2 separate regions of the Homo sapiens genome follow, and region 2 is linked to region 1. A link is a loop called in an ENCODE intact Hi-C map of the cell type or tissue named here. Cell type or tissue: IMR-90. All regions are shown on one strand.

Region 1 (5,000 bases):
AGACCTATTTTCAATCTTTTGGGTATGTACCTAGGAGTGGAATTGCCGGGTCATATGGTAACTCTATGTTTAACTTTTGGAGGACCTGCCAAACTTTTCCACGGCAGCTGCACCATTTACATTCTCACTAGCAATGCACGAGGGTTCTAAATGTGTCCATATCCTCACCCACACTTGCTATTTTCCATTTTTAAAATTATTACCATTCTAGTGGGTGTGAAGCAGTATCTCATTGTGGTTTAGATTTGCATTTCCCTAATGGCTACTGATGTTGAGCATATTTTCATGTGCTTTGTTGAAGATGTGTATACTTTCCTTGGAGAAATGTCTCTTCAACTGTTGACCATTTTAAAATCAGATAGTTTGTCTTTTTGTTGTTGACTTGTAAGAATTCTTTTTTCTTTTCTTTTTTTTTTTTTTTTTAGACATCGTCTCGCTCTGTCGCCCAGGCTGGAGCGCAGTGGCGCTATCTTGGCTCACTGCAGCCTCCACCTCCCGGGTTGAAGCGATTCTCCTGCCTCAGCCTCCTGAGCAGCTGGGATTACAGGTGCACACCACCACACCCAACTAGTTTTTGTATTTTTAGTAGAGATGGGGTTTCATCATGTTGGTCAGGCTGGTCTCAAACTCCTGACTTCAAATGATCCACCTGCCTCGGCTTCCCAAAGTGTTGGGATTACAGGCGTGAGCCACTGCACCCGGCCGATGTCTATACTTTCTTTTAAGAGCTTTATGTTTTTGGCTGGGCGTGGAGGCTCACGCCTGTAATCCCAGTACTGTGGGAGGCTGAGTCAGGTGGATCACCTGTGGTCAGGAGTTCAAAACCAGCCTGGGCAACGTGGTGAAACACCGTCTCTACTAAAAAAACAAAAAACAGCTGGATGTGGTTGTGCGCACCTGTAATCCCAGCTGCTTGGGAGGTCGAGGCATGAGAATCACATGAACCTGGGAGGTGGAGGTTGCAGTGAGCAGAGATGGCGCCATTGCACTCCAGCCTGGGCGACAGAGCGAAACTCTGTCTCAAGAAAAAACAAAACAAAACAAAAAAACCCAAGAACAAAAAAAGAGCTTTATGTTTTTAGTTCTTATGTCTGGGTCATCAATCCTTTTTTTTTTTTTGAGACAGAGTTTCGCTCTTGTTGCCTAGGCTGGAGTGCAATGGCACGATCTCGGCTCACTGCAATCTCCACCTCCCATCCCAATTCTGAAAAAGGCACTTCCACCTAATGAATTCACATAGACACTACAACATAAGGAGGGGAACCACCAGTTAAACCAACAGGCCAGTATTAGGGAAACTGAATATCCACATTAGAAGAAATGATGTTGGATCCCTACTTCACATCGTATGCAAAACTTAATTAAAAAAGGATTAATGGCCAGGTGTGCTGGCTCACGCCTGTAATCCCAGCATTTTGGGAGCCTGAGGCAGGCGGATCACCTGAGGTTAAGAGCTTGTGACCCGCCTGACCAACATGAAGAAACCCCATGTCTACTAAAAATACAAAATTAGCCGGGCGTGGTGGTGCCTGCCTGTAATCCCATCTACCTGGGAGGCTGAGGCAGGAGAATCGCTTGAACCTGGGAGGTGGAGGTTGCGGTGAGCCGAGATTGCGCCATTGCACTCCAGCCTGGGCAACAGAGTGAAACTCCATCTCAAAAAAAAAAAAACAATAAAAAACAAAAACGAAAAACAAGCTGGGCATGGTGGTGGTGGTGGTGGTTACCTGTAGTCCCAGTTACTTGGGAGGCTGAGACACAAGAATCACTTGAACCCAACAGGCAGAGGTTGCAGTGAGCCGAGACTGCCCCACTGCACTCCAGCCCGGGTGACAGAGCAAAACTCTGTCAAAAAAACCCAAAAAAACAAAAAACAAAAAAGGAAGCCAATGCATGGGCTCCTGTGGTGGCCACAGGGTCCAGAATTCTCAGGTCTCAGGGATGACTTCACTAGGGCAGTGCAGAAGGGAAATGTGGGGTTGAAGCCCCCACACAGAGCTCCCACTGGGGCACTGTCTAGTGGAGCTATGAGAAGAGAGCCATCGTCCTCCAGACCCCAGAATGGTAGATCCACCATGCACCACGCACCTGGAAAAGCTGCAGGCTCTCAACGCCAGCCCGTGAAAGCAGCTGGGAGGGAGGCTGTACCCGCAAAGCCACAGGGGCGGAGCTGCCCAAGACCATGGGAACCCACTTCTTGCATCAGCGTGACCTGGATGTGAGTCATGGAATCAAAGGAGATTATTTTGGAGCTTTAAGATTTGACGGCCCTGTTGGATTTCAGACTTGCGTGGGGCCTGTAGCCCCCTTATTTCAGCCACTCTCTCCCATTTGGAATGATGTATTTATCCATTGTCTGTACCCCCATTGTATCTATGAGGTAACTAACTTGCTTTTGATTTTATGGACTCTTGGGCCCTAGGACCTGAAATTCCTTTGGTTTCCCTTCTTGCAGAAGCCTTGTCTTTGGTCTCCCAAGCTAATCTTGGGCTTAAGAGACTAGACAAGTGCCCTCTGGTGGCGAAAGGGAGCCTCTGGGATCTCTCAAGTGGGATCTCAAAATCCTCTGGGATCTTCTCTTCCCAAATGTGGGTGGAGGAGGGACCTTCCCTCCCTCCCTCCCTCCTTTCCTTCCTTCCTTCCTTCCTTCCTTCCTTCCTTCCTTCGGTCCCTCCCTCCCTCCTTCCTTCCTTCCTTCCTTCCTTCCTTCCTTCCTTCCTTCGGTCCCTCCCTCCCTCCTTCCTTCCTTCCTTCCTTCCTTCCCTTTCTTCCTTTTTTTTTGACGGAGTCTCGCTCTGTCACCCAGGCTGGAGTGCAGTGGCGTGATCTCAGCTCACTGCAACTTCCGCCTCCCGGGTTCAAGCAATTCTCCTTCCTCAGCCTCCCAAGTTGCTGAGACTACAGGTGCCTGCCACCATGCCCAGCTATTTTTTTGTATTTTAGTAGAGATGGGGTTTCACCGTGTTGCCCAGGCTGTTCTTGAACTCCTGAGCTCAGGCAATCCACCTGCCTTGGCCTCCTAAAGTGCTAGGATTACAGGCGTGAGCCACCGCGCCCAGCCTGGACATTGGTTTTCTGAAACCCAAGTAAATGGAATGTGCTGCCAGGGTTGAGAACCTCCGCTCGTGGAATGTATTGCATTTCCACCGGAAGCTCTGCTCCTGGGCGAGTCTGTCCCATTGTAGGTCTACAGGAAACATCTCATTGCAGTCTTCCTCTTCTCAATGTAATTTATTTAAATGTCTATTTATAAGTGTATAGATTTGTTTAATTATAAAAAAAGATCAAACATCATTTTAAAAATACAGATTGTAGGCCAGGCATGGTGGCTCAAATAATCTCAGCTCATGTAGATTGGTGGCTCAAATAATCTCAGCTCAGCTGAGATTACGTGGTGCTCATGTAATCTCAGCACTTTGGGAGGCTGAAGTGGGAGGATCGTTTGAGCCCAGGAGTTCAAGACCAGCCTGGCCAACATGGTGAAACCCCATCTCTACAAAACATACAAAAGTTAGCCGGGCATGGTGGTGCATGCCTGTAGTCGCAGCTACTCAGGAGGCTGAGGCAGGAGGATCGCTTGAATCTGGGAGGCGGAGGTTGCAGTGAGCCAAGGTCGCACCACTGCACTCCAGCCTAGGTGACAGAGTGAGCCACTGTATCAAACAAACAAACAAACCAAAAAAAAAAAAAAAAAGAAATAAAAGAAGGAAGGAAGGAAATATATAGATTATAACAGGAGATCATATTCCTATTATGTGATTGGTGTATTAGTCTGTTGTCACACAGACTATAAAGGAATACCTGAAACTGGGTCATTTATAAGAAAAGAGGTTTAATTGGCTCACAGTTCTTCAGGCTGTACAGAAAGTATGGCTGGGGAGGCCTCAGGAAACTTACAATCATGGCAGAAGGTGAAGGGGAAGGAGGCATGGCTTACATGGCCAGGGCAGGAGGAAGAGAGAAGGGGGAGGTGCCATATCCTTTTTTTTTTTTTTTTTTTTTTTTTAGTGCAGTAGCCCAATCTCAGCTCACTGCAGCCTCTGCCTCTTGGGTTAAAATGATTCTCCTGCCTCAGCCTCCGAAGTAGCTGGGATTACAGGCACCAACCATCATACCCGACTAATTTTTGTATTTTTGGTAGAGACAGGATTTCACCATGTTGGCCAGGCTGGTCTTGAACTCCCGACCTTAGGTGATCTGCCCACCTTTGCCTCCCAAAGTGCTGGGATTACAGGTGTGAGCCACTGCACCTGGCTGAGGTGCCACACACTTTTAAACACCCATATCTTGTGAGAACTCATTCACGTCATGAGAACAGCAAGGGGGAAATTCACCCCCATAATCCAATCACCTCCCACCAGGTCCCTTCTCCAACACTGGGGATTACAATTTGACATGAGATTTGGGCAGGGACAGCCGGGCTCAAGGGCTCATGCCTGTAATCCCAGCACTTTGGGAGGCTGAGGCGGGCGGATCACGAGGTCAGGAGATAGAGACCATCCTGGCTAACCGGGTGAAACCCTGTCTCTACTAAAAATAGAAAAAATTAGCTGGGTGTGGTGGTGGGCGCCTGTAGTCCCAGCTACTCGGGAGGCTGAGGCAGGAGAATGGCATGAACCCAGGAGGCGGAGCTTGCAGTGAGCAGAGATGGCGCCACTGCACTCTAGCCTGGGCAACAGAGTGAGACCCTATCTCAAAAAAAAAAAAAAATTGAGATTTGGGCAGGGACACAAATCTAAACCATATCAACGGATAAAGATGAAAAGTTTTGATAATGCAAAGTGTAGGGGCAGGAGGAGGGCTATAGGGAAAGGGCCATCCTCATTTTGTGTTGGAAAAAGGCACTGTCACTTGGTACCCTCTTTTTGCAGGGCAATACCTGTCCAAATCCAAACCTGGGCTCTCTTGCGATTCAGTTCATTTCTCACAAGCAATCCTCGTCCAACGATTGCTTGAGTGTGCCCAAAGTGGTGTCATTTCAAAAAACTGAAAAGAATGTT
Region 2 (5,000 bases), 100 kb before region 1:
ATAACCTGAGGTCAGGAGTTTGAGACCAGCCTGCCCAACATGGTGAAACCCCGTCTCTACTAAAAATAAAAAAAATTAGCTGGGTGTGGTGGTGCACGCCTGTAATCCCAGCTACTTGGGAGGTCGAGGCAGGAGAATCGCTTGAACCTGGGAGGTGGAGGTTGCACTGAGCTGAGATCATGGCATTGCACTCCAGCCTGGGCAACAAGAGCAAAAAACTCTGGTCTCCAAAAAAATTCAAGATAGGAGGGCCAAAAAAAAGGAGAAGTGGACTTGGAAATTAGCTTTCACAGATACGGCCAGCCAGATTGTCCTCCTACGAGGAATTACATGAGACTCAGTGATGGAGATCTTTGCCCAAGAAAATAGTTAACAGTACACTGGATCCTATGTATTATTTTTTTGCAACTTCCAAGTATGCTAGGTATTAGCAAGGACACCCACATTCACTGCAAAATTAGCACTTCATGCACAAAGACTCCAATCTGCCTGGATGCCACTAACATTAGCAGACCACCATTTCATTACCGCATGCTTCTTTTTACTGTAAATGACAAAGCAACAAACTTCTACAAACTGGTGTCACCACAAATCCTCAACCAGATTCCTTGATAACTCTCACTACCTTCCAATCTGGCCCCTGGAGACTCTTGTACCAGGGGCAGGGACAATTACCTACAGCACGAAGTTCCCACTGTGCACTTTGTTACAGCAATTTTATCCTCCCAGGGCAAAGGCCAATAGACCAGCCTGGGCTTCAGTTGCAAAAAGAAAGGTAGGCCGGGCGCAGTGGCTCACGCCTGTAATCCCAGCACTCTGGGAGGCCGGGGTGGGCGAGGCGAATCATGAGGTCAGGAGTGCGAGACCAGCAGCCTGGCCAACATAGTGAAACCCCGGCTCTACTAAAAATACAAAAAATTAGCCAGGCGTGGTGGCAAGCGCCTGTAGTCCCAGCTGCCTGGGAGGCTGAGGCAGGAGAATCGCTTGAACCCGGGAGGCAGAGGGTGAGGTGAACCGAGATTGCGCCACTGCACTCCAGCCTGGCCAAAAAGAAAAAAAGAAAAAGAAAAAAAAAAAGAAAGAAAGTTAAAGAAAAACAGAATACTTCAGATTTTTGAATCAGAAAGGTTGGTATGAAATTTCTCCAAATGGTGCTGTTGCAGTGATTTTAGCAAACTTCTGCTCTTCATTCTAATACAACTTCTTGCAAGTCCTAGTCAATCCCCACAAATTAGTTTCATGGAGAACAACATTCTAAATCTAGATCCATCTAGATCTTCAGAGGCCGTATTTGCTCTAAAACTTCCTTGGTGGCTCACACTTGTAGTCCCAGTACTTTGGGAAGCCAAGGCAGGTGGATCACCTGAGGTCAGGTGTTCAAGACCAGCCTGGCCAACATGGTGAAACCTCGTCTCTACTAAAAATACAAAAATTAGCCAGGCGTGGTGGCATTTGCCTGTAATCCCAGCTACTCGGGAGGCTGAGGCAGAAGAATCGCAAAAACCCAGGAGGTGGAGGTTGCAGTGAGCTGAGATCTTGCCACTGTACTCTAGCCTGGGCGACACAACAAGAACCTATCTCAAAATAAAATAAAATAAAACTTCCTTGGGCCAAGTGCAATGGGTCATGCCTATAATCCCAACACATTGGGAGGCCAAGGCAGAAGAACTGCTTGAGCCAAGAAGTTCAAGACCAGCCTGGGTAACATAGTGACATCCCATCACTACAAACAATTAGCCACACATGGCGGTACTTCCTTGGTCATCTCATGAAAAATAGTGAATAAGGAACTAAAAGTAGAATGAGTAGATACAGTAAAAGATAATTCTGATACTTGCCCGAAATTCTATGTTAACAGGATTTTTAAATAAGTTCTCTCCCTCAACTATACATGTCTCCCATCTCTTTGTCTCATTAGCTATTTAGCATCTTACACAAGAAATGTCCCTTACTAAGAAGTCTTCTGTGCAAATCAGTCAAGTCGCTGATAGTTTGGCTACAGACCAAACTTCTAATGAGGTGCTTCCCAGATTGTGTGCCCTAGTCTGAAATGGACACTCAACACTCAAGGACACAGGACACTCAAAAAAAGGGGGAGCTCTGAAGTCCAGAGTCTTAGGGAATCATTAACAAAAACTTATTTTGGATAAGCAATTTATGCTGCTTCTGATATGACAACCCTGAGACATACGACAGTAAATAAAGCTTGTTTAGCCCAGCACATATCCAACTTCCTAGAATCCTGTGCATTTTTCACAACACACTTATCCCCTGAAGAAGAGGATTGCGCAATTTGTACTGCAGCTGGAAAACGCTGCCCTCAGCTACAAGTTCTTCTCCTACAGTCAGGACCACCTCCCTCCCACGCACTTTGCCATCAGAAAGATATTACATGCTGGGTCTTTCAACGGCAACCACAGTTCCAAACCAAGGAAAGGTGCTACGGAAGATTACTCAACCTTCTCGGATTATACGCTTTTTCCATCAAGGAGGTCACAAGAAGGGCATTTCCACTTTCGGGTCCTATGGCGTGGCACCACTGTCTACTAATTTAGTGAAATGTACCTCAAAAGGAAGGGGACTTTACCCATATTGTCCCCTCATAAGTCATTCTCCCCAGGAGACACCTGGCAATGTCTAGAGACATGTCATGACCGCAAGTGGAGGGCAGCAGCCATGGGCATCCTGGAATGCACAGGACAGCCTCCCACAACCAAGAATTATCCAAGTTGCCATGAGAAGCTAAGAAGCTCCGCCCTATATCTATGTCTCCTCCCAAGACCTCCCCCCTAAAAAAAAAAAGAAAAAAACAGTAGGGAAATGTTGGAACAGATTGCTCTGTGGGAACTAGACCCGGAATGTTCCGATAGGGCAGGGCCTGTCACTGCTACACAAGTGGCTAGAATTGATCCCAAACGCACACCTAGCGCCTCAGAGCTGGCCATGCCTTCCCAAATGCACTCACTCAACCGCTTTCGGCATCTCAGATGTCTAAAGTAAAACCTCCAAAAGCCCAACAACCAGCGAGACCACACCCACACCATTGCCCTCGTCTACGGTGGAAAGCGCACTCCACAGGTAACAAAGCAGCGGGTTTAGACCACGCCTCTTTACCTTCCTCAGATATTGCCTCAGCCAGCTGCCAGGGGTAAACCGCACTGTGAGAGAACTCTCAACTACGGCTGCAGTTTCTCATGGAGGCTGAACTTTTGGCAGGAGGTCTGAACAGCAGTCCTTCTGGTGGTGCAGCCCGTGACTGATGGTTTCTTTCAACTGCCCCGTTACTCCCCTGGGAAGGACACAACCCTCATGAGGATTGATGGACATGCTTTTTGACAGAACATGGTTTCATATTACACTCAAGACTCCAGGGGCTGCATACTGCAATTACTGGCTGCTCCCTACTCACAAGTGTGACTGTGCAAATATTGAGGTCACTAATTTGATAAATTTAAAGAAGGAATGGTCTCGGAAGAAAAAAACTGATTTCCTACACAAAAAATGTCCATGCACATACATATGAGTATGCTTTCTCACAGAGAAGCTATAGACCAAAACTCAGTGAGGGAGAATGAAGGCCAAAGCTTGAATCTGATTTCATCCCTAACAGGAGCGGGGAGGGATTCATAGCTATCATCAACTGATATACACCCTGCAATGAGAATGCAATGGAAAGCCAAGTTCCAATGTCTGCACGTATCTTGCTGCAAACAAACAAGAAGGAGAGTAAGACATGCTTGTTGTTCCCAATACTAGCAGTGGCTGGAGACCTGCAGGCAGGAGTAAATACCCACCTATTAAATTTAAACCTACATTACACCTCCTTGCCTAGGCTAGGGAGACTCTACTTACCTGGCAATGGTGTAGGCAATCTTGAAACTCAAAACCCAAACAGGATTTTCCTCAGTTACAGCCTCCTGAAAACTAGCTACGCTCAGAAGTACCCAAGGATGTACCCAAGAAGTACCAAGCATGGATCTGAACCTGTTTTCTGACAAGTTTCCGCCCACTGCGAGGCGGTGAACCACAGGCACTTACCATCCTCCATGTCCTCCTCCGCGGTGTTGTGTCCATCACTCAGGGCCACATTCCCATTGATCACAGGGTTCTGAGTAATTCTTGGTGGGTCATCTGTATCTCCCGCTTTAAAGAAGAAAAAGAAATTCCACGGGTTTTACATTCATGGCTTTAATAGAATAAGCAAAATATAAACTTATACTTTTGATGTTGCCTAATCATTAATAAATTCCAATTGTACCACAATAAAGATTCATTCTAATCCAAAAAATATTTATACTAATGTTTACTACATACAAACTTTCGCTGTTTCGAAACACTAAATGGAATTTGAAAACATGCTATACCACACTATAATTTGCTTTATTTGCAATGATATTCTGCACAAAACTTTTTATATAAAATCTCTTATGTAGGCCAGACATGGTGGCTCATGCCTGTAATCCTAGCATTTTGAGAGGCCAAGGCGGACAGATCACCTGAGGCCAGGAGTTCGAGACCAGGCTGGCCAACATGGTGAAACCCCGTCTCTACTAGAAATGCAAAAATTAGCTGGGTGTGGTGGCGCATGCCCGCAATCCCAACTATTTGGCAGGCTGAGGAATGAAAATCACTTGAACTCAGGAGGCGGAGGCTGCAGTGAGCCAAGATCATGCCACTGCACTCCAGCCTGGCCGTCAGGGTGAGACTCAGTCTCAAATTAAAAAAAAAAAAAAAATCCTTAGGTAGTTCTTACTTTACAATAGCTAATCAGCGTAAAGAACCTTTATCTAATCATGCAAAGTCATTATTTTACTATAGGTTTCCTAGTAATTAAAACAATTCTACAGCCAATTTTGTTGTGAAGATTACTGAACATATGCAAATGGTATACATTAAAACAAATATTTTAAACGTTTTCATCATGAACACATGCATCTTTTTTTTTTTTTTCTGAGACAGAGTCTCGCTCTGTCCCCCAGCCTGGAGTGCAGTGGCGCAAT

Evidence for each region. A loop is a pair of places that touch in the nucleus more often than their neighbours do. Peaks named below come from ENCODE experiments on the same cell type or tissue, not always from the same donor. Only the 100,000 strongest peaks of a DNase experiment are listed, where the experiment ranks them.
Region 2: a loop joins it to region 1, with 2.5 times the contacts of the local background. A loop is called at or near these places in 2 of 110 quality-filtered maps.

Annotation. Positions count from the first base shown.
Region 1 is chr16:9,031,119-9,036,118 of GRCh38, forward strand. No RefSeq gene overlaps it. Among named protein-coding and RNA genes, the nearest start is that of HAPSTR1, 58 kb to the right of the region's middle. In IMR-90, a CTCF peak has its summit at 2,510 (motif pointing left); a DNase peak (open chromatin) is centred at 2,493.
Region 2 is chr16:8,926,255-8,931,254 of GRCh38, forward strand. It overlaps USP7 (ubiquitin specific peptidase 7), which reads right to left. Exons shown (of 31, transcript NM_003470.3): 2 at 4,039-4,143. Among named protein-coding and RNA genes, the nearest start is that of USP7-AS1, 34 kb to the right of the region's middle. RefSeq lists an enhancer at 2,549-2,608. In IMR-90, no CTCF peak of the experiment used is centred here; a DNase peak (open chromatin) is centred at 2,297.